Regions from separate parts of the Mus musculus genome. Here region 2 is linked to region 1. A link is a contact called in ENCODE Hi-C data. All regions are on one chromosome and are shown on one strand. Each heading gives the region's core, a stretch centred on a gene start or an enhancer-like site at or near the end of the contact. The rest is flanking DNA. Distances are from core to core; before and after follow the strand shown.

Region 1 (3,673 bases), core at 1,073-3,572:
ACTTTGCCTGGCTTAAGCCACTACTGAGTTAGGCTCAAAGATAGATTAAAAACAGTTAATTCTGGGTCTCGCTTACTAAGTTATCAATTCTTTAATCATTGAAGCTTTTCCTAAAAAAGGATGCCCCACACTTTCTTTCCTTTCTGTTCACTGGCATTTACTAACATGGCACGATAGGCAAAGGCTTGTTTGAATCCACTCCCCTGCCCATGTGTGCTATCTTTTTAAAAAAAACATTTTAAAAAATGTCTTCAAAGTTTGTGCTGAGGTAAGCATTCAACTGTCTTCTCCCATGTTTACTTGGGAGGTGTAAGAAAAAGTGTTAACAAGCCTGAGAGTTTTCTGAAATCCTTAGTGCTCCATCGGCCTCCCTTGCTCGTAATTGTAGGGAACCTCAAAGTTGGCTCAAGACACTCCAAGAGCGTGTTCTCTGCACAAAGGAGACTTATTTGCCCCAGAAGGACAAAGGGCAAGAAACAGGAGACAAAGACAGGACACTAGGATGAGGGAGAAGGGGAAGGGAACAAGGGAGAGGGTAAAGGGGTATTTGTCCCAAGGGAACAAAGGACTGTCTCTGGATAGAGAGAAGACATACATATAGGAAAATATTAGCGTAGCGGGTAGAGGGGTTAGGCTGAGGTATTTAATTTAAATTGGGCATGTCAATTAGTTGACCCCAGAGAGGTTTTGGATTGTTGGACTTCAATGCTTTGATAGCTGGATCTCTGCAGGTTAGATCAGGGAACAGATCTTGGGGGCTAGCTTGAGGAATGTGATCTAACGGTTTTTAACAAGACACGGGGACTTGGGAAGGAGAGCCTTGTCCACCACATTCAAGCTGGCTAGAGTTCCTGCAGTAATTTCAGACTTACAGAGAAAACAAGGGAAATCTGACAGAAAAACCCTCAAAGACATTAGTTCCAATCTGCTGTATTACCGATAATCACTTCTTTCTGGAACTGGTCTATTTCCAGACTGAGTCTGACTGGGCCAGTCATGAACAAGGTAGGACTCAACTAAAATAACCAGTCTAAACCCGGCTAGCCCACACCTTTAATCCCAGCACTCAGAAAGCAGAGGCAGGCAGAACTCTTTAAATTTGAGGTCAGCCTGCTCTAAGGAGTGAGTTCCAAGACAGTCAAGACTACACAGAGAACAGGAAAAATAAATAAACAAAAGGCAGTTTAAATACAGAGCACAATTAACAGAAAAGGTAGCTCATTTTCACATGTATGGATCTTTTTTGCCTTCATATACATATAGGGACAGTTCAAGTTGCTGGTGCAAGTGGCTATCAGCAAGCAGGTATCCAGTCCCCTGAATCTGATATTATAATTTGTTGTGATCCATCTTGTGGGTGCTTGGATCGAACCTAGATCCCTCTGAAAGAGTGCTTTTAACCACTGGGCAAACTCACCAACGGCTTGCCGGGGCTCAGTTACTGTTTCTATTAATACCTTTCCCCAAATTATTCTTCCGGGGGGCGGGGGGGCGAGTTAAGTGGCTACAATGTATCAAAAAAGTCTTGCATTTAGAGCAGGTCAAACAGCTGGCACAGTGCTGTTTGTACTGTAGGGCCTGCAGCTCGCTAGGGGCAGGAACTGCAAACCCATGTTTGGAAGTTGCAAATAGTAGAGGCTTTTAGAGTTAAGGTTAACTACGTATGCGACCTAAACACAGAAGATGCGAAACATGGATCACTAGGGCTAAACATGACAGGGGTTCAGTCAAGTCAATGAAAACGATCCATAAATGAAAATGTAATAGAATTGGCTACTGGGATAAGCTGGAATGAGGCAAACGCGTTACCAGAATTTATTAATGCCAGCCCCGGGACGCCGACTGGGGACGCGACCCAGGGTGCTCCCAGGAGAGGTGTTCACCGACAACCCAGACCAAGGCCCAGACACGCACGCCCCGCCGCCGGCGCTAGGCCCAGCCGGCTCACACGGCACCTCGCGGGCCGCCGGTGGAGACGGCGCAGCCACATGAGGAAAGCAAGGCCCACCGGGCAAGCGCCCACTCGCAAGTCCCTGCCCTCTCCACGCGACCTAGCAACCCGCCGCCCCCACTCTGGCTCCTAGTCTATCCCGAGTCTTCAGAGTTCCGTAATTACCTAAAGCTCCACCGCGCCGCCATCATACCGGAAGAGCGTCAGTTCCCTTTCCCGGGTGAAAGTAGCGCGAGAAATTAGTGAAAAACTGGTAGTGAATTGGCAGGTATGTGATACGATTAATGATAATGCGGTATAGTAACACCTTGAGTCAAAGCAATCCAGCTAGTAACACTGTCATTCCTTACAAAGAACACGAGAAAAGAACATGTGAGTCCGAGTGAACTACAAAGTCCAGCATGCTCTGGCAGCGCGGACGGAAATGAGTTGTAGTTGGACCGCAGTGCATGACGGGAATTGTAGTTCGTTCGGATAGGAGGTCACACTAGAGACACTTTTGAGAGCTAGGTTTTCGAGGCATGCTTCTTATTCTAACACTACTCATCTTCTAAAGCCATAAAAAGTAGCTCTTAGTAGACACCGTAGCTTTTCTTTCTTTTTTTTTTTTTTCAGTGTAAAAGCTTAACACTAAGATACATACTATGAAACTACCGCAGAGGCTTACTATATAATACCTTGCCTGAAAATAATAAAAAAAGTAGCGATCCCTTTCAGATTTTTGACAGAAGCTTTACCAAAAGTCTGTTTGGGAGAAGAGGGGAAAGTGACAAAATGTTTAGTATCTATTAAGTTCCAAGATTTTAAATTCAAGTGAATGGAAGACTATCTGATTATAAATGATATGTTGTAAGGACAGTGAGAAGTAAATTGGAGGCCCAACATGGTGGTGTCTGCCTTTACTCCAAATATTTTGGAGGCTGAGACTGGCACTGTGTGTTCCAAGACATCCAGAGCTACATAATGAGCCCCTGTCTTGAAAGAGAGAGAGAGAGAGAGAGAGAGAGAGAGAGAGAGAGAGAGGAAGGTGAAAAAAGAAAAGAAGCAAGTTGCCTGGCGTGGTGGCACATGCCTTTAATCCCAGCACTCTGGAGGCAGAGGCAGGTGGATTTCTGAGTTCGAGGCCAGCCTGGTCTACAAAGTGAGTTCCAGGACAGCCAGGGCTATACAGAGAAACCCTGTCTCCGAAAATAAATAAATTAATTAATTAATTAAAAAATTAAAAAAAAAAGAAGCAAGTTGTATTTATGATACTTTCAGGGTTGGAATGTGAAATCTGTAACGAGTTTAGAGCACTGGCCTCAATTATACTGTTTCCTTAGTCTTTGATTTTCAGTGTTACCAAAAGGTAAGTGTTAAAGAGCATGCTAATGTGATTGGAAAGCTCTTCCTAAAACAACATCATCTTTATATTTCAAAGTATTTTGTAAACCAGGCCTGGCTTCTCCAAGAATTTTGTTTATTTTTTAAACAGGGACAAGGTCTCACTATGTAGCCCTGGCTGGCCTGGAACTTACTATGTAGACCAGGCTGGTCTTGAACTCACAGAGATCTGCCTGGCTCTGCTTCCTAGGGGCTGGCATCAAATGCCTGGGGCAGTAAGCTCTGCTTCTTTATTATAATTTTAGGGTGATTGAGCTTTCAGCCTTTTCCTAGAGATAGTATGACTTTGTTAGCGTTTCTCCTGCTATAAAGTGACACCATGACTACAGCAATTGTTAT
Region 2 (3,585 bases), core at 316-2,815, 6.5 Mb after region 1:
CAAAGCTTTTAAAAATTACAAGTGTACAAATTAATGTTTCAATTACATTGAAAAACATGTGGAAACTGAGCCAAAAATCACTGAGGAGTTACTCAGGATGAGTTTGTAATATTTTGTTTATTTGCCAGACTACTAGAAATTGAGCTCAGAATGCTAGCATTGAAAGGCATCTTGCAGCTTATATTTCACTTAAGTAAGAAAACGTAGAATTTAATAAATTATGCTAATAAGCACAATTTTAATCCAAAACTGATATCTCCCATTCCTTAGCAATAACCTGTGATGCCGCTCTGACAGCCACTTGTTAAGTAGGCACTAGCTCCTTAGATTCTCAGGACAGTCTGTACTGTGGCAAGAGAGACCTGCAGCTGCTTCATCTCAGCATCATAGCTGAAAATCTAATTTAATTCCTCTGCTTAATGAGCTAATCCACTTGCTTATCGTGCCTCTGTTTATGTATTTATGGAGACTCCTTTCACACTCTTCCCCCACAAGTTTCCAGTATAATTGAAGTAACACAACTCTAAGCTTAAGAGTTTAAAAACCATGAAGTAATGTAGAAATCACTACATTTTCTTAACCCTGGGCAGTTGTGGGGTTTATGGTTGGTTGGTTGTTGGTTGGGTTTTTTGTTTGTTTGTTTGTTTGTTTTGTCTTGTTTTTGTTTTCCCCTTACCTTATTTGTAAGACACCCATGATCTTAATACAGTGGAGACAATTCATGAACACCCCCCCCAAAAGAAAAAAACCCAATACAAACAACAACAAAAACAAAGGAAAACCAAAAATGGGGTATTTACACAAATCTAGCAACAAAGAACAATGAAAATTCCATTGGTTCCCTAGTTAGAGGTGTAAATGTCAAAAGAAGCGGAAAGCAAACAGAAGTCCAAGCCGGTGGCTTTTCTTCTTAATCCAACTTTGTGTTCAGCCACACAGGAAGACTCTGGAACCCCATAGTCTTCTGCCATCCCTTCCTTAGAATACTGATTATGTGGAAAATTTAAAGACCCTTCCTGGGGTGCAAATGTTTTCCAGCTGTCAGGACTTGAGCTGGTAGTACAACTAACTTTAAAAAGGCATTGTTTCCTGATTAAGGTATTTGTTCAGAAACTTGCCTTATAGCCCGCTCACATCGTTAATAATTGGTAAATTTATTTTCTAAAGTATCACTGTAAATACTCTTATGCACTAGTAGTACATTTTGTATGCATTCTGGAGTAAGACTCTCTAGTATCCCTTTGTAGACTAAATGAAGCGGTTTCAACATTATTTCAATGCCACTTACTAAATTCTTGTTAGAAACATTGTCATAATACTTAAGAATAGTGCTGAGAATACATACGTTTATTTTGAATAATACACTTACCTGGCACAGCTCCTAAGGAAATTCTGTGGGAATAGTCTCAGGAGGGAGTTTGATTTTCTGAGATACTGCACAAGAGTTTCCCGGAGGCGAGGTGTGGAAAGCTTTGCAATGTGGTCCTGCAGGCAGCGTGAGGTCCAGGCAACAGAGCCCGCCGGTCCTAAGGCAGAAGTGCACGCTGCGAAGAGAGGGCTTGTTCTGAGTAGATGGGGAGTGTTGTCAGATTGTAAGCGATCAGCAGCAGAAGGGAAACATCACAGCTTCCTGTTACATCACCCCGCCCCGCCTGCACTTAGTGTTAGGTTACTTTCTTTCTCAAATAGCTTACCCCAGGAAAGGAGCAGCAACTCCCTTCTCACTCTGACAAGAGCAAGAAGCAGCCTGAACAGACAGAGATCCTTTGCTGTATGAACACATTGTTACCAGCAAAAGCTGGCTGCCTTTCACCTAGACTGAGTTCTGTTAGAACTTGCTGCCTGGGATTTGAAGGCGATCTTGGTGTAAAAGAATCAAAGGAGTTAGGAGTGTGGGTGTGTGTCGAATTAAGGTTCACAGAACAACCAGGAACAATTTATCAGTCACATCTTTTTTTCTTAAATGTGCATGGAATTTTGAGCATCAGAATTACTAATTCGGACTCAATTTTGAGCACTAATATCTGATGCAACTCCACAACCAGTTTTGCATGAGAAGATGAACAGGCTTCGGGCTGTCCTTTCTAGGAGTTCCTGAGTTGTATGTCCTGTAAAGCCAGACTGTGTATAGAGTATGAAATCATTGTACATACTTTTAAATATCTGACATAATTATATCATTTTATATAATCTAAACATTATACTAGTTGTACCTCAAAATAACCTTCAAGGAAAGGTGGCTTTAGTTTAACATGATACTATGAAATAATTTCATACAATAAATGAACTTCAATTTAAAAAAAAGTTTTCCCTCTAAACATAATTATATCATAAAGTAAGAAATCATTGCGTATGATCAGGAAAAAAAGCCTATAAACCTGAAATATACTTGTTAGTTTTATATAATATGATAAATTATGAGATTTGGCAATAATCATAACTCCTGAAGCCAGACAGCACTAAAAGTCACATGATCTTTGCATCAAATGTCTCACGTATAAACTGGAAAGGATGGATAAAATAATATAATTTGTCTGTTTAAACTTTGAATCAACATATTTTATAACATTTAGAAAATGGCAAGTTCTAACTAGCTACTACAATCTTGCTGCTTCACCTTGGAGGAACAGACGAATAGCGAAGCTACTACAACCAAGTAGCAGATGAGGAGCTCAAAGTCCTAGCAGATGAGGAACCGCACTAAAGACACAGGGTGCAGAATCTCTGGATATCGTGTTCCTGAAAGACACCGCCATTTTTAAATGTTTCCTATCTTGATCCATGGAGGAGATTTATTGCAGAATCTTTAATTCTGTATATGGATATAGAATAGGATGCATCCGTTTAGAAATATGGGACATAATTGACCATCTCCATCACTGAAAATGGAAAGTCTGTGTAAGAAGCTGAACTACACAATGTAGTTTTAAGAGACGGCGATAAACTGGGAAGTTACTTTGTGGACACTTTAGTTTTGCTTTCTATAGGGAACTGTTGAATTATATTTTCCTGTGCTGTTTCCTTCAGCTCATGGGGTGAAAAGTCAGCATTATAAATCACTACTGCCTCCTAAAATAATAACTCATTAATCAGAAAAACAGTAAAACACATTCTTGGGTGAAACCACAGAGTTCTGATGTGGAGTCGCATGTTGCACAGGGGCTCAGGAGGAAAGCAGTAGAGAGTAATCATGTCCCCTTGCAGATGTTTATACTCACTGGGACAATACTGACAGAACTTTTAAGTATGATGTTTACAGCTTAAAGTTCAGGCAAAACAAATACTAGATTTTAACTTCTAAATGATCATCATATATGCTCCTGTATCCATTTCTAAGAATATCTGACCTCTGAGACACAGACTGGTGTATACAAAGCTACATACATTTCCAGTAAGTATTAAAGCATTAACATGTTTTTGATTCACTCATTGGATTTGTTCAAACACAGCAGAGTCTTAGTAAGTAAAGGGGTTCGTTCTTTTAGATGATGCCTGAAAGATCACAAGCCGGCAATCATTCTCCTGTATAATAGATATACATGGTGCTGTTGTAAATGGGAAATTTAATACAACCTGTAGTGTTTA

Evidence for each region. Hi-C counts contacts between places; a loop is a spot of excess contacts on that map.
Region 2: a loop to region 1 is called in a map of heart, with 5 times the contacts of the local background. The contact joins the promoter of Calcrl here to the promoter of Cwc22 in region 1. A Hi-C loop is called at or near these places in 5 of 37 maps with a recorded cell type or tissue (gastrocnemius and heart).

What each region holds. Positions count from the first base shown.
Region 1 is chr2:77,944,034-77,947,706 of GRCm38, forward strand. It overlaps Cwc22 (CWC22 spliceosome-associated protein), which reads right to left and starts at 2,323. Exons shown (of 20, transcript NM_001362658.1): 1 at 2,117-2,323.
Region 2 is chr2:84,423,701-84,427,285 of GRCm38, forward strand. It overlaps Calcrl (calcitonin receptor-like), which reads right to left and starts at 1,566. Exons shown (of 16, transcript NM_018782.2): 1 at 1,370-1,566.